2 separate regions of the Homo sapiens genome follow, and region 2 is linked to region 1. A link is an interaction called in ENCODE POLR2A ChIA-PET data of the cell type or tissue named here. Cell type or tissue: Panc1. All regions are shown on one strand. Links, peaks and the distances in the headings refer to the core of each region. The heading gives the core; the rest is flanking DNA.

Evidence for each region. ChIA-PET counts read pairs that join two places held together with the same protein. Peaks named below come from ENCODE experiments on the same cell type or tissue, not always from the same donor. Only the 100,000 strongest peaks of a DNase experiment are listed, where the experiment ranks them.
Region 2: POLR2A ChIA-PET joins it to region 1 with 12 read pairs; 3 of 35 experiments call an interaction of 5 or more read pairs at or near these places.

Annotation. Positions count from the first base shown.
Region 1 is chr2:199,360,954-199,373,492 of GRCh38, reverse strand. SATB2 (SATB homeobox 2) reads left to right here. Exons shown (of 11, transcript NM_001172509.2): 6 at 4,786-4,888. Among named protein-coding and RNA genes, the nearest start is that of SATB2, 91 kb to the left of the region's middle. In Panc1, for the core only: no CTCF peak of the experiment used is centred there; a DNase peak (open chromatin) is centred at 6,886.
Region 2 is chr2:199,437,757-199,450,295 of GRCh38, reverse strand. All of the region lies in intron 2 of SATB2 (SATB homeobox 2), which reads left to right. Among named protein-coding and RNA genes, the nearest start is that of SATB2, 14 kb to the left of the region's middle. In Panc1, for the core only: no CTCF peak of the experiment used is centred there; no DNase peak of the experiment used is centred there; H3K27ac peaks cover 3,837 bases.

The sequences.
Region 1 (12,539 bases), core at 2,851-10,850:
GGAAGTGTTTCTTTCCCTTAAAATGGCAGCAGTTTTCAATTCTGATGTTATAGCTCAGAAGTGGGGACAGAGAGGGATAGTAGAAGGCTGCCAAATGACATTAAATGAATTTTTTTCATGACAAAGTAATTCCTCAGAATCAGTTTTTTTCCCATTACCTAATTGAAGTATCATTATATTCTCATGTTTAATATGTTATTTAGCATATCACCAAGCAGATTGAAAAGGCCGAAAATGAGCAAAGAATGCACATATCACTCACTCATTGCCTGTCTTTGCTCTCTCCCTCATGAAGACATAGAAGAGGAGGCTAGGGGATGCCCCTCCTCTTCCCTCAGACAGGGGATTCTCACTGACAGAATATGTAATTCTTCACATTGCTTTAAAAATGTTCTTCTTCATAACAAGTGTATTATGTGTTTTCAGCTTAGCTACTCTTAGTACCACACTGCTGTTCAAACAAATAAATCCCACCAAGCCAAGCAGATTGTAGTGAAGGATATCCAGTTATTTTATCTTTTGTTTTATTTTGGGAAAAGGGGATGCTCAGATCTCTGTTTTTCTAAGTGTATCTTACAAATCATTTTAACCTGTGTTTATTATTTTGCTTTTTCCTATTAAGTTTTAAATTCCCTTTAGGTTCCGTAGTTTTCTTGGATTCTAAACTTCTTAGTTAACTTGTATAAGGGGCCTGAGATCACAGCTTCATGTTTTCCTTTTTTTGCTGTTGTTACCTTGTTTTTTGTTTTGTCTAAAGTATTGGTTGCAGCATCAGCTGTTGAGCTTGGGGTCGCTGATGGAGGTGGTGGTGAATGTTTCCTTCCATTCATTCGTTAGTCTCCCTTCTTAAGAGATCCATGAAATACTGGTCCACTAACAGAGTGTCTTCATGGTGCCTCCCAGTGCTATTTGACTTTGGGAAAGATGCTTTTTATTCTGAGTTTCTGGGGCCTCAGTTTGAAAATGGAACCATGCTTATAATCATATGTGACATCTATTCTCTGGGCTAGTTGAAAAACAAACAAGTGAGTTAAAAAGTTGTTTCAGGAACCTAAAAGAAAATCTATTTTTAGATAGATCAATCTAGCTATCATAAGTATTAAATACCAATATTATAAAATTTATTCTCTTGCAGTTTGGCTTAGAGCAAATTCAAGTCTGCTAGTAAACTTTGGAATAAGTAAAGAAAATTCTAATACAGTTTGATTTCTGAAATACCTTATTTAAAAAAAATTCCAGATATTAATGGCCAACTAAATGTCAAATTGACTACAAATAAGGACACCTATACTTTATCTCCCATCCAAAAACCTTTATACTTAAAATTTCATAATTAACTACAATGAAGTCAGAAATTTTCAAGTTTCTGTAGTTGGAAAGACATTTTAACCATTTTAATTTATCTTAGAATATAATATTATTCATAAATTAGCTTTGTCTGTGGCCACTGTTTATGTGGTGGTGTTTGTGGCTGTGTCTCGGTATCTGAGTGGGGACTGCCGCAGTTGCCCATTATACGTGTACCCTCATCCTTTCTTTTTCACAGCCCACCACCATGCAAAGCGATACATGCTTAGTAAATGCAAAATCATTTTAATATTAGCCTTAGTAAATCATAGTTCCTCGGTTTAAGTGTTAAAAATAGCAATACACATATTTTCTGGGTTATTTGTATTAGTATTGCTTTGTATAAACAGAGATACTCGAGTTGGTTGCATTCTGGATTGAAAAAGTTGACTCAGCTCTTATTCCTTTATCAAAAAGATATGGATCCTAACAGTCCAACTGTGCGGTTGCTTTAGAATGACTGGAAAACATAAAAGAGCAACATAAACTGCAAAATTATATGTATTTTAAAAAGCAAAAAATTGAATTAGATCTTTTTTGGCAGGGTGGTAGGTGGGAAAGACATTAATTATTACTCATCCCATTCTGCATCAACTGTATCTTATCAGGTTTAAGATGCTATTGATTGTAAGATGGATCTCTATTTCAGTGATGTTGAAGTATAAAAAGTGGTTGAAATACGGTAAATATAGATTCTCGGTGTCCCAGGACCTTTAGAGAACATTGTTTTCTGTAGAGTAATAGCACATGCTGGGTTCATGTTAGCCCCTTTCAACTTTATGTATCATTAATTAAGTGTTGATGTTCTAGATATTTAATGGACACTAACATCAAGATGACCTTGTGGTATGTGTCCAGAGCATTCTAGTGAAGCCTAGTGATTTAGCTTCAGATTATGAGAATTTAACAGTCTAATGTAGGGTTAGAAAATATTCATGAAACTGGAATAATCAGATATAACATGGCCTTTCTTTTAAAATATTCCCAAGATATTTTTATGTCTTCTGATTTTAAAGTCTTCTGAGGATGGACTATAACAATTCTTATCAGTAAAAACTATTTTGGGTATTAGTTCTATATAAAGACCTGCAGGGAGTTGATATGAATAAAATGTGTCATAAACTCAAACAGACTTTTCTGGTGATTAAAGATTCTCATCTAGGAAATTTGTTTGCTACTTTTTTTTTTTTTTTTTTTTTGCTCAGTTCATAGTTGAAACCTGTTTATGTTTTTGTTATGTGATCAGTAGAGGTAACAACTTATTTATGATTATCTGGGACAGAAAACAAATCTAATTGAGTCAGGGTAGCCAACATCTCCTTTACAAATGAGTTATATGAAATATAGGACCTGCCGACGGAGCCAGTAGGAGCCCAGATATTCATTTCCTTGCCACTCTGCCTTGTGCAGGGTCAATTGAAGATATAGCAGGAGCAAGGACAAAGAGAGGGTAGAGAGTGAGGGGAATTTGGATTATCTGGGGCCAAAATGATGCAGTCGTCTGGGCTTGTGGCCTCGTATTATGGGCCAGGAAGAATTGAGGAACAGTGCCAGGCAGTAATTAGACACTGTTCGTTTTAGTTAACTTTCTAGACCATTTGGCAATACAGAGTTTAACTCTGACTCCTGCCATGGCTGTGTATCCTGTGCCTTTCCAGAGGATAAATTCATACAAATAAGATAGAGAGATGACAAGTACGTTTGTGGTTATTCACATATACCAGTATGACTGATGCATCTATTATTAAGCTACTTTCATGTTAAAAAAATTTATTACTATGACATTTCAGTTTGGCACTTTTAAATCTCATCTCTGTCCCTTTTCCTGTGTTAAATTTCAGTGACTCAGATATCCCACATCAGAACTATGTGAGACACGAGATAGAAAAAAAAAAAAATGAAACAGACATAGTCACTGTCCTCAAGGGTCTCACAGTCTAGGAACAGAGTGAATCTCAGCCAGAGCGGGAGCTAGCTCAGCTAGTTAGGGAACAGCCGTACTTGGTCGTTAATAGCGCAAAGCAGAAGACTGTCTCCAGGAGATTAGGATTCCAGTGGTCATCCTATAAGGCAGGAGACAAGGCCTCATAGGTTCTGTGATACACTCCGATGATATTAGCTCTTTGAGTTCCCAGTGCTGTGTTCAGACCTTGGGATGAAAAGAGTTATCCTTACTATCTTCCCTCAGAGAAAAGAATTGTCATGTTTAGATCAGCAACTGGGGAGGGCTAACCATCTGCGAAAGAGGTTTCTGTGAATTGAATTAAGAAACCCCTCCCCTACCAGTACTGCATAGTGATTAAAAAAGAGGAGTCTGTTGTTTTAAATGGGAGTTTATGAAGGTCTGTCTGCTGGCATTTTAACCTCCTGTTAAATAACTTGATTTATTGTTACTCTTTTTATCTCTATTACTTTGTAGAAATGTCGTTAGAAGTTCTAAGATTTCTCTGAACTGTTCTATGTCTGGGGCTAACTTTTTTTGAGAAAGATGAGATTTCAAGGCAAGATATAAAACCTTACACAGGTCATTTGGATCTCTTGAGTTGTTTATGCACAGGACAAAATAAAAAATAAGAAATAAAATCTATGTATAAAACATACACAGTCATTTCAGGTATACATTAACATCTGCCACAAATGTTGGCCCAAACATACTGTATTAACTGCATCTCTGTAGGAAGTTCAATTCAAGGTGTGTAATTATAATTTTAACTTTTCAGTGCTATGTCAGGCTATGCTCCACTTCTCTTTTAACCCCAATGATTAATACACACAAATCAGCTGAGCAGTTGGGCTGAGGAGGATGAGAGCAAGGAAGAATCATGCACCTAAGCACTCAGAAAGTTTGAGCTTTGGTTCATTTTTTATTGAAACACAGTACAAGTATTGTGTTTAGTTTCCCCTGCTCTAAAATAGCACTGTTAATTTTTTCATTTGGTGAATTTTCACACAAGTTCTAATCACACGTTTCTATAAATTATATTAATTTAACTTATTTCCCTAAATGTTGTTCTGCAGTGTGTAGCACGGATGTTCTCAGATTCTTGGCTGTGTAAGCTTGTTGCAGTTGGAAGCGGAACAGAAACATCTGAAAGGCATTATTTGGATTACGGATGCTGGAGCATCTGATCTCACCTTTTGCTCTGGTTCCTAAATCACAACTGTTCTTCCTCTTTGCATTTAATCTGCATGTTCTGTCCCCTCCATTGTTGACATTGCCCCAGGGTTGGCTTTTTGGAGAAAGCACTATCATTGTATAAATTAAAGGGATGGTAAATTCAGGTAATCGTGTTTGATGTTAATAGTTCAGTTTACAGGAGAGTGACTGTTTTAAGTTTAAAAGAAAAAAGAGGTTAGTGCAGGTTATAAAGTGCTCTTTCTTGTCCCTAAAAAGAAGTAGTCATATTTTGAAAAAATAACTATAATTTTTTTTTTCAGAGTATGATTTCATCCATTGTAAATAGCACATATTATGCCAATGTGTCAGCAACCAAGTGCCAGGAGTTTGGGAGATGGTATAAAAAGTACAAGAAGATTAAAGGTAAACTGACTTTTTTGTTTGTAAAGCCTGTTTTCAGTTTCTGAGGTTCATGAGTTGTTGGTTGTTTGGAATTTATGCTCATTTTAGATACAATTTACGTAATTTTTTTACAAAGGTGAGATCTTTAATATTCCTGTCATGAGATCCTAGTTGGCTCCCTTAAAACTAAGAAGATATTTGAAGTAAAAGTAAAATTAGTAGCACCATATGTTAAGTTTATAGTTTTCATAAGTGATACCTGCAAAGACCAAAATCCTTTAGAATGGAAACTTAAAAGCTGTCATTCTAGGTTAAATCAGCACTTATAGTTTGGGTACTGATTAACAGATACTGTTGGGGTATCAGGATGTCTTTGGTCAGAAATGGAGTTTGATGTTGTGTTCCTGTGTCGACGATTCCAGAGCAGTGGTGAAAACACGGGCTCTGCATTCAGGCAGACTTGGGTTCAAATCTTTAGCTTCTACATTCTAGCTGTGGGAGCTTAAGCAAATTATTTAACTTCACCAAGACTCAATTTCCTCATCTGAAAATGGGAAATCATCAAAGTACTTAGGTCACTGGGTAGATGCGAGGACTAAATAAGACAATACTGGCACAAAGTAACCTCTTGACAAATAATAGTATACTACTACTAATAATTAATAGTAGTAGTCATACTAGCAGTAATATATTACATGTAGAATTATGTTTGGGCCTGAAAATAAAGTTCCTTTGTGTAGTAAATAGCATGCTATTTAGATCACCTAGACTTTTAAACATGTCAGGACCATTTCAAATATGTCAGTGGTGGAAAAATTCTTTTGTTTTCACTCCATTCAGATAAATGTTACCTACCAGGGTCCCTGAGGGGATTTGGGGAATTTCTTGTAACATTGGTTTTGATGGTCCTTCCAGTCCATGTTTTGCATAAGTATGACATATTTATCACACTTTATAATATGTATTCATAGCCTTGCTTACTCTGCCCCCATCGGAGGGGCAAATGACAATTTATGGTGGGTAAGTAAAAGTAAAGGATGAATTTGTTTCTTTTACTACTTGCAGATTTTCTCAGGGGAGACAGGATGTCAAAGTAGTGCTTGTTGGCTATTGAGTGTTTGGGAGATTTTTGACAAGGTTGTCTTTTGAAGAAATGAAGTTTACAAACATTGGCAGCACATTTCTGATCACAAAGGAATGAGAGTGTTTTATGCTAAATATATGTTTTATAAGGCAAGCCAAAATATTGAGCTACCCAGGAGAAATTAAGTACACTGAAAATTGAATTAAGATCCATTTCTTTTCAACAGACTCTAAAATTCTTAGGACCCGTTAGATCCTGGTTTGGGCAAATGCTTTCGCATATTAATATTCACCCTTGTGCAATATAAGATGAATAACCCCTTCTCATTATAAGACATCGATGTGTGGCTCAGAAGGTTTCTTTTCTGTAAGTGTTGCCTCCAGGTTTTTCTTTTAAAATAGGATTGTTAAAGTACTTTGACATATCCTCTTCGGCTGAAAATCAAAAGAATCATGCAGCTTCAAGGTCATTTGTTAGATCCCATTTACTTGCTGTTATAAGAGAAAGTAAGAGAGTGTCCTCTTTTAATAGGCTGGAGTGTAATTCCAGATTCAGAAAGATTGGAAACTCTTCACTCTAGTGTTTTCAGAATTGCCACTACAGAATGTGTGTGTGTGTTTGTGTGTGTGTGTGTGTGTGCATTCGCACATTAACACTCATATCTTCTACTTTTCTTTTTTCTTTCCTGGAGCTTTAATTCTTCAAGCTGTATCTTTTTTTTTTTTTTTTAAAGATAGTAAATGCACAATTAAATCTTTAAGTGCTGTAAAAGCAGACTGAGACCTTGATTTCATTCAGTTGGTCAAGGATCCACACCTGAAGAGGCTGTCAGACACTGTGTACACATACTATTCAAAGAGATGGAGCTAGTCATTGCTGTTGAAAAGTGTGTGTGTGTCTGTGTGTGTGTCAGTAGGAGGAGAAAAGGGAAGGTTAAGGTATGTGTGAAGTAAACACAAGCTGCCATAAAACAGTTCAAGTGGTGTTGATTCATCAACCAAGGGAGTGGGAGGAAAAACAAAGAATTCATGACAGGTATAATGGTGTACAGAAAATAAACACCCAGAGAAGTGCGTTTTATTAACTTTCGACCCTCAGAAAAAGGGAAGTGTTGGACTGAAGCAGGCATATTTTATTTGGTAGAAGCCTTTTTCTATGAATAGATGTTGCTGTGGGAGTTTCTACCTAGTAGGACTCATTTCTCATGGGAAAGTAATGATTTGATTTGTAAGAGTTGTGTCCCTGCTTTCAAAATGAAAAAAAGGCAATGAATTCCAAATTTGGAAACCAGTAGTAGTGAAACCAGAATTCTACCATAGGGCTTTTTCTGAGACCCCAGAAGTCAGAGTTCCATGTCCCTCTCAGCCTCCCTACCTTCCATTTCTGCCTCAAAGTTACCAATTTACATGCACTTCTATGCACTATTCAGCTTAGAAGAAAATCTTAAGTCAACTTACTGAGGTCCCAAACTAAATGCAGGCTACATTGTTAAATATGTTTCCTATTATCTGCTAATGTCTGTTTTAATAAAACAGTGGGAACTAAGTGGTTGCTTCTTAATCAAAAACATGATTTCCTAAACATAAGCTATGTGATTCTGTTACAAATTGCCACATATAGATCTCCTAGGTCAAAATTTTTTTCTCTTCTCATAGAAATAAATAAACGGTAAAATAATGATATACTCTGAAAGATCAAAGTAAATATGACTAAAACCTGGCAAAAATAAAAGTCTACTGGAAGGACAAAAAAAAGATCAGATTGCAAATTCTATAGTCAATGCTGAAATAAATATGAGAAAAATGAACAATCAATAATTTGATATCATTAAAAACAGATGTAAAAACTACATACAAATGGAATTGTCTAAATTTTGAAGTAAACATTTTAATGTGCATTTTTTGAATTTGTTGTTATTTCAGCTAAACTATTTACACTTATTCTTTAGAAAGTCCTAAATTGGTTTGGCTTAGCATGTTAACTTTATTTTCCCCAGTGATCACAGCAAAGCACATTCTGTTTACCTTTTTTCTTTAATTTCAAAGACAATCATGGTTGACACAGACATATTTGAGTTAACATGAGCATTACTTCAGAATAGATAGGGAGACAGTGTGTATACTCTGGTTTCAAGGTCTAAGACCATGAATCTGTTTCCCAGGAATATTTGACATTGAAGAAAATGGAGTGGGTAGGTAGGGTAGGGTGGTAGGTTGGTTTAGACAGCATTTTTTTTTTAATTGCTGATCATCACATACCATAATTGCTTCTGGACCAGATTTTACAATGTAGAGCTCATAAGCTCCGAAGTATAAGAAAAAAAAAAGTACATTTTATCTAAAAGCAAAGAAAAAAGACCAATATTAATAGTTGTTTAATGTTAGGAGTTTTAGTATTGTACATGAGATTCCATAGACACCTAGAAACATTCATGCTATTCCAAAATTATTTTTAAGGTCTTGGGATTATGAGGGATTTACCCAAGTAGTTTTTTCCTAAGTTCTACACATTTTAGTAAAATTTTAATTTTTTACACAACTTTTTTTGTCTGAACTCTTGATGTGAACTTTCCCCATCATTTTTATGAAATGAAGTGGCAATCATATATGTAGTAGCACTATCAGTTTTACTCTCATGGCAATCTACTTTTGGGGGGATATAATAAAAATAAGAAAACGCCTTAATAAAGAATCTTTTATATATTTTAAATGTGTCCTAATTAATAAGTTACAAGAAAATAATTTTATATCTAAAGTGTTTGTCATCTGGTACCAAAAGCAAAATAAGCAGTCATCTTTGGTGAGGTCAATCCCAATTATTTAATATGCCTCAAGAATTGAAGGGTCATTGAAAGTTTACACAAATACAGGTGGTTATTATAAAATTATTTGTGTTATAAAATAATACCATTAGAATGAGTGGACCTAACCAAACCCTGTATTTTGGCCAGAGTGCAAAATTATCCCCATCACTTTTCTTTTCTCAGTCATTGCCCAAGAACCGTCTGATTGTTAGTTGTCTTAATTTTATTTGTTTATTTGAACTTCTTTTGCCAGATATTAAAAAGCTGGGAGAAAAGAGGATTTTAAAAACCAGTGTTACTTCCCCAAGCCTGGTTTATTCTACTAATCAGTATTTTATCTGACCCTGTCTGATCTAGTCTTGCAAGATCAAACGTCCAGGCCAGCAGGCAGACAGTAAACAAAGCCCATGAAGGGTTTCGGTAAACACAAAGATTAGATGTTGAATGAAAATTAAACTCCTTGAACTAGTCCTCTGTACTAAAGTGGTTAAGTGGGTTGTGATTAAAAGAAATAAGTAATTATGATCATTATAGCTGAAATGATACAATGTTACCACATTTAAAGCACCTCTTGTACTCAAAAATGATTGTGTCATTTACAAAGTGGTGCCTTGGAGTTGAATAGAGAAATCAATGTCCCCTGACCTGGTTCCATAAGGCAGCCCTTGCTTAGCCATGGTGGTATCAGTGGTCAGGACAATGCCTTTAATCAACTCCTGGTCCTTCTGCCTCTGCTGTTGTTTAACTCTGATGAGGTAAAAGTAACTTACTTTTGTCTACCTAATTTTTCTGTCATGAGAGAAATTTGCTTTCAGCTTCAGATCTAAATGAAGTGTTCTGTAAGGAAGTTTGTCTGCCTTCTGCCTATGTTGTAAGTTTGTCTGCCCTCTGCCTATGTTGTATCTTGTTGAAAGTAATGGCAGGATAAAATCCTTTGAATATTGTATACATATTTACTTACGTATTTTATACTGACAAATTATAGCTGTTTACAGGGTACAAAGTGATGGTATGGTTTTTAATACAACGTGAAATGATTAAATCAAGTGAATTAACCTATTCATCACCTCAAATATTTGACATTTTTTGTGATGAGAACATCTGAGACTTACTCTGTGATATTAAAATGCACAGTACTCAATTATTAGCTATATTCACCATGCTGTACAATAGATCTCAAAAAAAACCACTTGTTTCGCCTCACTGAGACTTTGTACCCTTTGATTATCATCTCACTGCTCCCACCTCCCAGCCTCTGTTAAACACCATTCTACTCTCTACTTCTATGAATTCAATTGTTTTAAATTCCACATATAAGTGAGAACGTGCAGCATTTGTCTTTCTGTGTTTGACTTGTTTCACTTAGCACAACGTTCTCCAGTTCTACTCATGTCGTCACAAATATCGGATTCATAGAAATAGAAACATCATTTCTACTGTCAGCCACCTTTTATCTCACCAGTTTTTCAACATATAGGAGAGCCTTGTGTGTTTTCATTGTGATAGTCACTGATAGTATGCATAGATCACCTATGCTTGCTTGGCCCTCCAATGGAAAGCTTATTGGTAGTTTAAGTGGAAAAATGGTGCGTGGGGAATGTCTTGAGCACTCAGCTTAGACATGGACTAATTCCTTGCATGGATCTTAAGAAGCTCATTCCAGCTGTACTGTAACTGCTTTGTTGGGCTGAATATACTTATTCATAAATGTTTAAAGATATAAAAATGTTTGTTAATAATATAGTTTGTAGATTAAAAGAAATGAGCTTGCAATCTACTCATATTTGTACTATTTCTGATGTTATTTTAAATAGACATTAAGAAAGGATGCAAAGGGAAAAATGATCTATTTCCTTACGCCCCTCCCTGCTTCTCTTGCATCTATTCATCCATCCAGCCTCATGTATACCTACTCTTTGGAAGAAGCATAAGACATAGTTCCTGCTTTCCAAAAGCCTACAATCTGTATGAAATGCTTACTTTATAATATAACACATATCTTGTCATTCAAAAACAAATTCTAGCTTCTATTTTATATATAATACCTGGCAGGATTCTAAGGGCTGGGAATACAGTGGAGAGCATTACCTTTTTCTTCCTCACAAGATAATTGTAGTCATAATTAAGTAAATAATTTTAACTAAATGTTTAGTGAGCACTTCTGCTACAGGCCATAATTAATGCTAGAAGCAGTGAGAAATGTCCATACACACGTAAGATATACTTCCTACCTCTGGTTGTGTTGTCCTTAACCTGGCAGGGGAAGCAGCTGTATAAATGGATCTGGTAAATATATAGTAGTGATATAAACTAGTGTAATGGTGGCATAGAGGAAAGTCCGGAAACTCTTCTTGCTAGATTTGACGTGGGGTGGGGGGTGGGCGGTTAGGGAGAGACAGCGCATGAATTATACCTTAAGGACAAGTGGAGTTACTGCAGCAAGGAGGAAAAGAGAAGGAGGAATGTTTTGGGCAACCGCATGATCATCAGTACAGATGCAGAGGTACGAAAGAGCATTGCATGTTTAGAAAATTACAAGTGGCTATCCAGAATGTCTAGAATGGCAGTACATTTATCCTGATACTATAATATAACAGGTGCTCAGAATGGCTAAGCTTTTGATCAGTGAAAAGGCAAAGGTAGAACTAGCTGGATATAGGGAGGGTAGTGACACCAAATGTTGATAGAAATGGTTGGGACCTGGCTGGGCGCGGTGGCTCACGCCTGTAATCCTAGCACTTTGGGAGGCCGAGGCGGGTGGATCACAAGGTCAGGAGGTTGAGAGCATCCTGGCTAACATGATGAAACCCCATCTTTACTAAAAACACAAAAAGTTAGCTGTAATCCCAGCTACTTGGGAGGCTGAGGCAGGAGAATCGCTTGAACCCAGGAAGTGGAGGTCGAAGTGAGCTGAGATTGCGCCACTGCACTCCAGTCTTGAGTGACAGAGTGACTCTGTCTCACATAAAAAAAAAAAAAAAGAAATGGTTGGGACCTGGCTGGGCGATCATATTTGTTGTAACAATGAAAAATAAGGCTGAGAAGGTAGAGAACACACCTTAGGGGTCTTTGAAAGCCCAGTTGACGTATTTTGAGAATCCTTGAAGGTTTTTCAGCAAGAGAGTGACATATTGAAAATGAGGTTTTACGAATGATTCCCCTAGACACCATCTGAAGCTGTATGAGGGTGTGAGTGGGTGTATGGCAGGAAGGGAGGTGGGTGGGAGGGGGAAGGCTGGTGTGTACACCTGGTGGAAGTAGGCAAAGTCGAACCTATTGCAGTAATTGACGGAAATGGAATGGTGAGGGAAGTGAGGCCCTGGCTTTGAGTGGCACAAGTGAGAAAGACAGGAAGCCACCAATGCAAGAGGTTCAAGCAGAGGAGAGCCATGAGACTTGGTGAGAGTAAGTAGGGGTATGAGAATGAGAAAGAGACATGCAAGCAGAATCCAGGTTTTGAGCTTAAGTGACTCTTGATGGTTGTGACAGAAATAAGACAATACCAATGGAGACGAAATTGCTGATACCTCAGTGAGAATTTTGACAACTAGGTAGAAATGTCCATTAGGCTGTTTGACATGTGAAACCAGCCGACTAAAGGACAGGATGGAGAATAAATTTTTGAGCACTTTTTTGGATGACAATTGAAATGGTACCAAATGAACATTCCTTAAAGAGGAGAGCAAGAGCGGGAGAGGGCTGGAAGCTTTGAGAGGAAAAGGGCCAGGAGTTAAGAAGATGCAGCTAGAGAGAGTGAGGTGTCACTGAAGCCAAGGGAAGATGAG
Region 2 (12,539 bases), core at 2,254-10,253, 77 kb before region 1:
AGTGACAAGTGGGAAATGACAAATGAAATGTTGGCATCATCACTCTTTATTTTGATAAAAATGTCTCAATTTGCAGTGATATAATACTGTTTCATATTATTTCATGAGTTGTGTGAGAATGCATAAGGGGAATTTAGATTTTGTGAACGGAAAATTAGCAGCCCAAAGTCTCTTTTCAGAAGCTTTGGCAGCAAGTTCCCCGTCTCCCCCACTCCCCAAGAATAAGAACAGCAGTGAAATGTTGGATCTAACCCATACATTTTAACTCATTATTTTTTGGAAAAAACAGAGAAATAACCTAAAATGGTTTCGAGTAGGAGACCTTTATGCTTAACTCAAAAAAATGAAGAAAAGAGTTTGCCTTTTAGTTTCTATTCTTTTCTTTGTAGCAATTTTTAAATGAATGATTTGCCTCTACTGACTTTGATTGTATGGTCTTTTTTCACTTCCAATCAACACTGCTCTCCAGCATTAATTTAGGGTGCCAGTAAGGAGAGCTGTGAATTCCTGTTATTTTAAAATGCAATAGAGGTTTTGAAAATGTCTGTGGTGAAAATGGATTTTTATATACAAAAGATTCATCATCCTACTACTTAAATGTAATGTGATAAATATTTCAAAGTCAAAGTAGATGCCCTGAGTGGAACTGAGGTATGACTAAAACAAAAACCAGTTGAGGACTTACAGAGTTTGAAAAAAGCACAGTTGTAGTCATTATAGTATGCTATTTTCCGTTGCTCTTTATTGTTAGCAATTAACCAAACATTATTTTTCTTCTTTTATGTAGAAACAAGCCCTGTAAGCATAACATGCTACAGTGTTTTTGTAAAAATGTTCCATGGTGGAGTTTTCAAAATTATGGAACTCTAGCTATATATATTTGTTTCAATTAACAGAATTATTTTGCTTTTTAGTAGCAAGTGATTTAAGAATTGTGGTAAAATCAGTATAATTAAGTGGCACTGAAAGGCTACATCAGAAATTGCATTCTACAACTTCTGTATCTTTGCTGCTCAATTAAAAAGTTTTACTTATTTCAGATTTTTAAAAAACTAGATAAAAAGACATAATATGGAACAAGTGTGCTTTAGATATATAATTATGACAATAGAGTTTATGGCATGCATTTTTTTTCCCCTTTTTAATTGATGTCCTTTAACTTAAACAAGTGGATGTTATGGTTATTAGTTTGACAAATGCCTAAAATGCAGATAAAAGCATGAATAGAAATTTTAAGAATTTGAAACTTGCAATAAAGTTATCAGCAAACTATGTCAGTTTTATAGTAAGCATATTCTTTATTAATGATTATGACACATAGGACAGGAAAACCTTCTGGGGAAATATATTTCAATTTTAGTTGCTCCTGGTACTGTTACTCACTAATAGTGTGTGGGCAGATTCAGTTCTGCTCTTACCTAGTAGCCGTATCATTGGAATGGAGTTCTATCGTAGTACAGTTGGTTATTAAACTGTAAAATAACAAAAAAGATCAAAAAATTAAGGGGAGGCACTGCAAGCTACTATTTATCAAAAGGGATCCATTTCAAACCAGGGTAACTGGTGCCCACTGATGGTTGCACAGTTACTGAAATGTGCACAGCAGCTCAGTGTCTTTCTTTTGTTTATTTGACTGAAGACTTACACAGATATTTATGTATATAATATATAAAATAAGAGACTCTAGTTAGAGCAAATGTTTTCCAAAGTGCTAAGATCTGACAGAGGTGATTTGCAGGGGTTTGTCGTAGAAACAGCGTGAATTTCATCACGTTAACCACATATATCTTTTTCTTTCTTTAAAAAATACTTTTTACTTGTTTTTGCATTTGGCTGGAAAGCAAGTGTATCAGTTCTTTCATAACTGATTGTGATTGATTTTTTTTTTAACACAAGAAAATATTTTCTTTGCAAAGAGAGCAAATTTGATTGGATGCCATGCCCAAGACTCCTGGGAAAGGACCAAAGGACCAAAGGCATAAAGTAAAAATAACTGTATTTTTAGATTTCCCAATTATGTCCTATATTAAAATTGAGTACTTTTATTGCATTTGTTTCAATTATTATTACATATAAGGAAAGGCAAAATTGATATATTTAATAGCTTACTGACGATGCATTCATATCAAAACACTTGAAATAGCAATAGCATTTTTGAAATATTATTTTTTGGGGGTTAACAGAACAAGAACTTTCTTTTGTCATAATCCAAAGATGCTAACAGAGCAGCATGATAAATGTCTCTTTAAGTGTCGTAGTAAAAGAAAATGACTTGTCTTCTGAGGCAGTGGAGAGTTTATGTTGTTTTGGACCCATTTCCCAAGCAGTGATCGAAAACAGATTACAATAACAATTATACAGTCAGAAGATGCAATATCCATTTCTGCTTTAATTGAGTGAAAGAATAATAAAAACATCATTAAGAAAAATGAGGTGGACCTGTCACACAATGTACAAATTTTTAGTCTTGGAGAAGATGCAGAAAAACTGAAGTGCTTTTCGCATACTTTGTTGTGTTTATTAGCTAAAATCTGTTTTAGGGAGAGACCATTTGGCTCTCATTCTTCCCTGGGAAGTTCAAAGAGGAGCCCATGGAAAGTGGTTGCCCAGGAGACATTACAAATGACCATTGACTTTGTCTTCATACACAGTTTGACCAGGAAAATCCCATTTTCTTAAATTCTACCTGAGGTGGAACTACTCTCTCCCCCTCCTTTTTTTTTGTCTCTGTAAATGGAAGTCAGAAGTAATGAATGTTCCTCTTGTTACAAAGCCCAGCCAAGTAAGGGTTAGATGGGGTTCCTAGGCCTGCTGTTCTTCCTCTTCCCAAAGTCCAAACTAGGCTGAAGGGGAGAGAGTTGAGGCTGAATAATGAGCACCCTCATTTCTTCTCAGCACACACCGGGGTAACCTGAGTTGCTCTGTGGGCACATCACCTGAGGTGTACTCACCTGACTGTCACCTGAAATGCAGAGGCTCTTGCTTCGACCTGCAATCCTCTGAATTATGAAATCGATGTCCTTAACATTGCTGAGACTCTGGCTCTCATTCCACAGAGCTATGCTTTCAGCAACTCCGAATGAACCGCCAGGCAGCAGGGGCTGCCTGGGGCTCGTTTTGCCTCACTCTGGGCTGTATTTGTTACTCTATTAATAGAAACTGTGAGCTCCTGAAGAAACCTAGGTGGTGACGGTGGAGTTCACCCGGGAACCTTGACTTAGGGTGGGGATACCTGAGGTGGGGATAACTCGGGTTACCCCCATGTGTGGTGGGGATACTAAAACTGCAGATAATGTCGGCCATCAGAGTAGTCAGAGCTCCAGGTTTTACTCAGTTGACAGACTTAGGGGGGAATATTTCTTTCATCTGTCGCTGAGTTTCTTGGATTTAATATTTAAAAACCTTCCTGAGGTGACAAAATGAAAGAAACAAGATAGGCAGTACATCCTCCTGGTGGAGGTCTCATAATTTCAGAACTCTCCCGAGCATTTATCATCCCTTTTAGAGTGGGATGTATATCAAACAGCCCCAAAAAAGCTTTTTTAAAAAAGTTATTTAATCCATAGAGCCTAGTTAATAGTGCCTTCATTAAAATGCTTTTGTCAGCAAAGGGTTTTCAGTTTTAACATTTGCGTAACCTAACAGTGTTGATGAAGGCCATGAGCTTTAAGGGTCTATTAGTGGTTCCGTTTCTTCTGGACTTTATAATTTAAACCTAAACATTAATTCTGGGTGGAACTTGGCATAATGTCTTTTTGCCTTGGAAGGAATTTTTGTTGTACAATTAAAAGAAAGTGTTTTGGTTTTTTTTTCATACGATCACCTTCTCCATGTCCCTCTTCCCCAAGTAAACAGCAATTAAATAGTCAAGGTTTTAAAAGGGTTTCTTTAGTTTAAAAAAAGGAGTAGTTATTTTAGGTGAATTTAACAATTTTCCATTAGTTCACATTGCAAAATAGTGCTTTGGTATTAACAAGGAAGTTCTGTGAGGCTGATAATGTAGTGAAAATATTTTTCTTTTCTGTCCCTCTCCCCTGTATACAAGAAAACCCTGTGGTAAAATTTTTTAATAAAACCATTTTGCATGACAGTTGAAACTTATAAATCAGTTGCTATTCTTCTTTATTAGAAGCTGAGAGACAAACATGTTTTAAGTTTTTTGTCACCTGTAATTGTAACATTGACTAGAAAGGAAGAAATTGGAATCTTAATATTAAGTCATTACGTGACTGAATTTTTCAGTATTGTTTATTTTGGAAAATAAACTGTGATCCTTAATATGATCTTTTTGATGTATTAATACTATGTTAAAGTTGAGTTATTATAGGAATCTAATTACATGTTAAGTGGGAAATTAGAAAGCACTAAAGAAACCTTGCAATGATAAATTGTCTTCATCCGAAAACCAGAAGGTATTCAGAGTGAAGGTGCCTGTCAGGAGAGAAGCATTCCTAGAGTCTCCATTCAGACATCTCCATTCAGATGTTGCCCTTTAGATTTGGGAAATGTGGTATTAGAACACCCCAAACCCTTTAGTATCGACGGAGTATAAGAAGAGCAAATTGTTCCCTGAATAGGAAGTTATTACACCTTTAATAACCAGGTAAAGTCACTTTACAAGGGTAAATAAGGTGATCCTGACTTTTTTCCTTCTCAAATGAATCTCTAGGTAATATGCAGCAAAACTACCTCTATTTACAGCCTCTTTCATATGGCAAGTTTGAGCCTTAAGCACGTTTTTACAGCTAACTTATAAACTCCCCCAAAACTGGGGCTTACCATTGAAAGTCTGCCAACACTGTTACAAATGGTCATTAGTTCCCAAGAAACTTTGAGGAGGAAAAGAACTGTATGAAAATGCCGTGACTTTAGTAAGAACCATTTTGTTTCATGTGTATTTTTTGCTGCCATGGCAGAACTGGGGACTGACCTGCATGTTCAGGATTGATACTGAACATTCTCCTGTGGAAATGTATAGGATTCCAATTAGCGCAGGGTCAGAGCATAAATGTACCTCTTTTTTCACACTGTTCCAGGTGGTTAGTGGGAAACAAGCTGCAAAGTAATTCCCTTGGCCCCCCAATAAAAAGATTTATAGCAAAATAATTCTCAGCTCCATAACGGGACTGTTGTAGGTTTGTGTTTGATATTTGTAGGACTGAAATACAGTCCATGTACCCAAACTAAGCATTTATTGTAAACAAGTTAACTGCCAAGAGCTTATATTCTGTCAAACATAATTATATTGAAGATTGATGTATAGCTTGAAAGTGAGTTTGTGGGAGACAGTTCTTTTTAACCAAGGCAGGCTTCTGAGATGCAGCTCTCTTCTTCCTTTGCTAGAATGACTCAGTAAAGCCATCTTTCTCGCCGCCAGCCTCTCATATATAGAATAAACACAGGCTTGCTCTTTGAAAACATAGCTGTTTGTCGATCCTATTTGTGTTAACAAAATAAATGAACTTATAGAAACTGTCATGTATAGTTTCTTCTATCATCTCCATCTAGATGTAGCGTGATGGTGCCAAGATAAAATAGTAGCTCTTACCTCTTGGGTGATACTCGAGTTCACCCACAAACTTTAAACGTATACTATTAAGTTAACCCCAGATGAAATTCTTTCCTCCTTCAATATGGAGTTTGAAATAATGTTTGACTTGTGTTTCTGTTATTTTGTATTGGGCTTGTCAGAATAGAACTGTTTTGAAACTGGCTTTCTAGGGGGAGGGGGACAACACCAATACCTTTATTTTGTGGCTCAGAAATTATTAATATTTTATCCTTAAATAATTTATGAACCAAGGACTCTAGGGAAAATGAAATCTTTTTGAGATTAAGGTGTTAATACTTGGAATTACTCCCAATTTAAAATGCTGCAGTAGTCTTCCAGGGTTTTTGCTTTGAGGAAGGTAGACTCTTACATTTTATTTAGGGTAAAAGATTTCTCACTTTTTTGTCCAGGAGACAAATCACTTTAGGCTTTGATAACACTTCTCAAAGGCAGTAAAAAGTGGAATAACTCTTTCATTGGCTGGGTGATAGCCTTTGGATAAACATATTCAGGATGAACATAAGGTTTCCAAGAGATTTATATGCAGAGACTTAAATAGTCTCTTTCATTTTTAAAATATTTATTTTAATATTTTATTTTGGAAATTATATAAATTATAAAGAGGATGTATTAGAACCATAAAGTGAAAAAAATGCTAGTTTTCTCTGTTCTGTTTTTCTGATTAATTTCTATAAATTACACAGGCACTACATATATACTTAAAATATTTTGTCTGGGAAGTATTCCATCAGACCCTGGTTTCCCTGGTCTGTAGGCTGGGTTTTATTAACTTGATCTGAGTCACAATAATAATATCCTATGTATTGCAAACCAGAGATCTCAGTCAGATCCCCTAAGGGGACTGGAGAATACACACTATGATTTTGACTTTCTTGCTCTTTCTCCCTCTTGCTTTTTTTTCTCTTTCTCCTTTCAGCGTTAGCCCTTTCACCAGCTTGGTTGTTATTGAGTCTTGATGGATGCATTTGTTGAATATAAGAATGAGAGTGGCTTTTAATGGCTGAGAAATGGTGGTGGTAGTTGCCTGTCTGCTTAAGCTCGGCTTTGTGAAATCTGCATTCATTGCACAGTGTTGCTTTCTACACATCTATTAAGTATCCGTAAATGTTTTGCTGTTTGAACTCTAAACATAGACAGTAGGATTTTCTTTTTGTGAGGGAGAAAGCCTTTTTTTTTTTTTTTTTGCTATAACTTTACTTTTCAGTTTTTATTTGATAAAAATCTCTCCATTCTAGTATGATTTCCTTTGAGGCTCTGCACCAGTGTTTGATCTCAATTTTTAATAATTTTTGTGAGTTAAACTCCCCAAAGAAAACATGCTTGTGCTATGAAATATTCCCACTAGAAATCTGGGTAGTCTTGTCTTATTGAGAGCTGAGCACTTGATTCCTTTATTAATTCCTTTCAAGAGGACCTCAGTACTGTTAACCTTTCCTTAACACTACACTGGAGAAATTAATCAAGCTGTTTTTTTTTAATTGTTTGAATTAGATAAAATAACATTTAGGCAGAGCTCAAAACCTGAAGTAAATGTTAGTATAAGGACAATTTTCATTGACTCCTTTTTTGATGCATGGGACTCTGAGTTGCAAATAGCTTTTCCAGAGAGGATGATGAGAATAAGGTGGGGAGGTGAATCGATCTCTGCTTAAATACTATTTTCGACAGAGTGAGACTCTGTCTCAAAAAAAAAAAAAAAAAATTCTCAGAAACCTCCAGAATGAAATTTTACTTAACAAAGGACAGAAACCCTAGCATTCATAAATTATGGTAGAGTCATTTTTAACATGTGGTCGAGTCTCAGGACTTATACATATATGCATTTTTAACCTATCGTAAAAAGAACCTGAAGAATTTAGGCTTGAACTAAGGATACTTCAACAATATGCCATACCCTTGAACTTTTCTGTTATATTCAAACTTGTATATCCTGTTTTTTTCCTTTCTATTTTTAAAAGTTATTTAATTATTTATTTTAGAGATGGATCTGGCTCTGTAACTCTGGCTGGAGTGCAGTGGTGAGATCATTGCTCACTGTAGCCTCGAACTCCTAAGCTCAACTGATCCTTCCACTTCAGCCTTCCAAGTAGCTGGGTTTAACAGGCTCTGGCCACTGTGCCCGGCTCTTTTGTCCTTATAACATTTTTTGTTGTTGTTTTTTAAATTCTAGGATCATTAAACATTTTGTCTTTCTGTAGTTACTAAATTTAGAAAAGATACTGTAGTCTTTCAGTGCAGGACATGGGTAGGACTGCCGACAAGACCCCCGTGGCTCTAGGGTGTATACAGAGCATGGTGCAGCATGCCACTTTGTTACGCACCCATCCATGCGATGCCCGTGGTGATACCCTGACAAGTTCTGTCAATAGTGGTCACGCACAGCGCTGTGATCTGGCCAACATCCCCTGGACAACATGGAGCAAGCTCCTGAATCCACTTATGTGGATCATTTCCTAGAAAGCTTTCCTTGTTTGCTGATGCTGAGTGCAGTGCAATGGGGCCAGAGTGATATGGACAAGTTTGACAGCTAGGCAGACACTGCCTATTAATGGTGGTGATTAATATCTAACTGGAATTGGCATTTTGTTAGATTAACCAACATTTATTTTGGGCCTACTATATAGGTCAGGCTCAGGGTTGGGAGGGGCATGAGGCAGCTAAGTCCAGCCCATGTTTGAGGAGGAAAACGGTGGGCCTCTCCTCTACACCCACTAGAGCCTTGGCATTCCTGACATCAGAGAATTTAGTTCCGTAGGTCAGGCTTGCTGTGGCAGAGTTCCCAGGTGTGGCTCAGGCTTCTTTTGTTTAGATAAGCTGCCACAAATTGCCTCCTATGTGCCCATGAAATACTGTTTTGCAAACTGCCTGGCCAATTTGATCTTGCCACTAAATTTCTATAACCGAAGGATGTTTAGAGACCTGGAGTTTCTCCTTCAGCCTTCGGACCTGACTTCAGGTTGAATTGTGATTGCTTTGCCTGGAGTCAGGCCTGGAATCAGAGATGTGGAAGGCCAGAACTCATCTCCCTTCCCTACCACTTTAGGCCCAGTTTGATCCTTCGGGGTGGTCAGTGAGCGAGGACTAGCGTCCACTCTCCCATCCTCATCCCTGCCTATTTTTGTTCTTATTGTCCAAAGTTAAGATTGGCCTCAGGGGTTGCAAAGTAGTATCTGGTTTTACTAGAGAGAATTCTGAGAATAAGCTATTTCTTGATATCATTCTCAACCCCATTGCCCCCACAAATAGTGGGAGAGCCATCAAGGAGTTTATTATCAAATAAATCAATATTAAATGTTATTGAATATTATTTCATAATAAATAATAAAATTGAGAAATAATATTCAATATATTGTAAAGTACACATTCTCTGAAAAATTCACTTGTTTTTCTAGTTGGTTTTTTCTTAACTCTTATTCAATATTTCTTAACTCTTAATTTCTTACTCTTATTCAATATTATTGAATATTATTTATTATTTAGTTGGAGGTCTAATCCTGAGTTGCACCTGGGTCATGGGTAAATATGAAATTGAATTATTGTATGTATGGCTCAGTTTGTACCTAAGAGTAATTATGATGGCTGGGCAAGGTGGCTCACACCTATAATCCCAGCGCTTTGGGAGGTCGAGGCAGGCGGATCACCTGAGGTTGGGAGTTCAAGACCAGCCTGACCAACATGGAGAAACCCTGTCTCTACAAAAATACAAAATTAGCCGGGCACGGTGGCACATGCCTATAATCCCAGCTACTTGGGAGGCTGAGGCAGGAGAATCGCTTGAACCTGAGGTGGAGGTTGCAGTGAGTCGAGATTGCACCATTGCACTCCAGCCTGGGCAATAAGAGTGAAATTCCATCTAAAAAAAAAAAAAAAAGTAATTATGATGCAGAGTTTGCCTTCCTCATAACTGGAAAATTGACTGATCTCTACCTGTAAACCACTTAGAACTTGCTGCTGTCCCACCTCTGTCTTGGCTTCTGCTTCCTCTACGATAAGAGTTAAGAAAAAGCCAACTAGAAAAACAAGTGAATTAATGTTTCAGGGAATGTGTAGTTTACAAGCAAAGGACAGGGAGGAGCGTTGAAAACTGGAGCAGCTGGGGGAGCCTAGAGGGCCTCTGGTCCACCTGTGGACCTGTGGGTGGCTCCCTTTGCATCCAAATGATTGCTCTGCTCTCTCCTTTAAAATTGGTGAAATTTTTTTTCTACTGTTTCTTATTATACTACCTGAAATTTCTTCCATGAGAAATTTATTTGAAATAAAATATATATTATACTGTGAAGACCTAGCTGAGGAGATTAAGGAGAACACTAAACCATTCAAACAGTGTAGCAAGCATCTTTTTATCTATTAATCTGTGGAATTTTTGAGATCAGCCCCTGGGGGGAGTAGGAGGCTGGAGTGGAATGTAGAGCCTGTGGCTGCCTTAGCCCAGGGGGCTGGGTGCCTAGTAGAGGACAGCAGGGCCACAAAGAGGAGATTAGGAAGGACACACTGCATCCCTTTTAGAAATTTTTCCTGAGACCCCAACAGGGAGGTGAGAAACACCCTATTCTTTCTTTCTATTTATGGTTGCAATTTTAGGCACTCAGGCTTTTCTTCATTATTATTATTATTATTTGAGGCAGAGTCTCTTTCTGTTGCCCAGGCTGGGGTGCAGTGGCATGGTCTCGGCTCACTGCAACCTCTGTCTCCTGGGTTCAAGCCATTCTCCTGCCCTCAGCCTCCCAAGTAGCTGGGATTACAGGCGCCTGCCACCATGTCCGGCTAGTTTTTGTATTTTTAGTAGATACGGGGGTCTCACCATGTTGGTCAGGCTGGTCTCGAACTCCTGACCTCAGGTGATCCGCCTGCCTTGGCCTCCCAAATTGCTGAGATTACAGGTGTGAGCCACTGCGCCCAGCCTCTATTATTTTAGGATGGAAAGAAGGGGCTAGTGGTTAATGTTGGCAAGTTACTTCTCTTCTTGTCTGTGACTCAGTATGTATGTGTATGATTGTGTCAGTGTGAGAGAGAGAGAGACAGAGAGAGATAATGAGAATATGAGGTTATAGAACAAGTAAATCGTTGTTTTGATTTTCTGGTAAATTTACAATAAGAAAAAATAGTAGCCATCCCTCACTTTTTCTCTCTGTCCTCTTGAAGACTGTTATTCACTCAGTTTATGTGGTAAAGTTTGTTTCAGTATTTCAAACAGATTGTTCTTTGGTACTTCAGGTTCAGTTTTATACGAAGAAAAGATATGCAAGGCTTTGCCCTACAGTCTTTATAATCTCCAGTTAGCCCTCGGACCTTCTCAGGTGATAGAACTAGATAAGCTGCAGGCTCCAGGGAAGGGAGTGGGCCCTGTCTGCTGCCTTCCTTCAAGAGACAGATGGGCTTCAGGAGCTCTTTGAAAGAGGGGAGGCGAAAGCCTGGCCTCCTCTCATCTCAAACTGGCTCCTGTCATTCAGGAGTGCTGGTGGACCAAGGAGACAAAGGAGCTAGGGAGGAGGCTGGAGACAGTGCTGATTTACACTAGAGTATGACCATTCATGTGAGCCTTTGTTTCTTTCTTTGTCTGTGAATAACGGAAGGGCAGGAGCCCTCTTAGTTTCCCCCTCCATGCCTAGCATGGTGCCAGACACCTGGTAGGCAGACAAAAGGTGAATTCACTTACAAGTAGTACAGGTCACCCATTGGACATAGCAAGTGGTAAAGGGTCCTTTTTATTAAGAGGCCAAGCCCTTAGATTTCAATGGATGTGGATTCTGGAGTGTTGTTTTCAACTCTCAGGAAAGCAGCCTGCTTGGGATTTAGAGCTGGATAACCTGAACTATTCTGCCCTTGCCTTGCTGTGTTTTTTGGGGCATGTTACTTCTCCCATAGTTTCAGTTTCCTAATTTATTAACTGAAAATAATGCTAACCCTGTCACAGAGTAAATGTGAGAAGATAAAGGTGTGTATGTTAGACTACATGATGATCTAGGAAGTGCAGTGCAAAGCAGGGGTTTATTTCATGTCCCAACTTTGGCGCAAGCCCATTGAATCCTGTCACCTAGACGCCCTGCTGCAGCTGCACCATCTTTCGTCTTTCATTGTTGGGTTAAACATTCAGAGCCTTCCAGAATACGCATTCCTCAGGTCACTTTCATAGCCAGTGTTGTGACATTTCCTGAAGTCTATTCTTTAAAATGAAGGCAAGGGGGAAAGAGCTGTTCCCTAATAAAAGAAGTTGGATTAATATAGTTAGTAATAAAACAGCAGCCTGCAATTGCAGAGAAGGTAACACGTTGGATTTTGGAATTTAACCAAGAGTGCTTCTGTCTTCAGGACTCCTAAGAGCTGGAACACAGAGGAAAGACAGCTAAAGGGCTCACGACAGTCACACTATTGGCCTAGTATCAGTTTGTGATAAATGTATCCTGTGTGAGAAAAAATTATATATTGTTATTAGGCAGATTCATTAGAACAGTGCTCTCTGATACTAATACAAGCCACATGTATAATTTTAAATTTTCTAGTAGCTACACTAAAAGTTAAACAGGTGAAGTTAATTTTAATAATATATTTTATTTAACTCAATATATTCAAGATATTCTACACACAATTACTTTTAAAAAATAATTTTATTTTATTTGTTTTTGTTATTAAGTCATTAAAATCTAGTATGTATACTTACGACACATCTCAATTTGAGACTAGCTATGTTTCAAGTACTCAATTGCTACATGAAGTTAGAGGCTACTGTGATGGACAGGTAGTTTTACTGTGCTTTTAAGCACTTTCACCTTTTTTGCCATGGGGCATGTTAAACACTTTAAGCCAGTTGTCATTTGCATAATAGGCCATTCAATAATTATTAGTATCATCTTTATTCTGAAGAAATGCCTTTTAGTATCGTGAACATTGATTATAGGCCTTGAAAAAAATTACTGGTTAATTTTTTTCCTCTGTAAAATGGTATTAATACCGATTTTGAAAAAAAGGA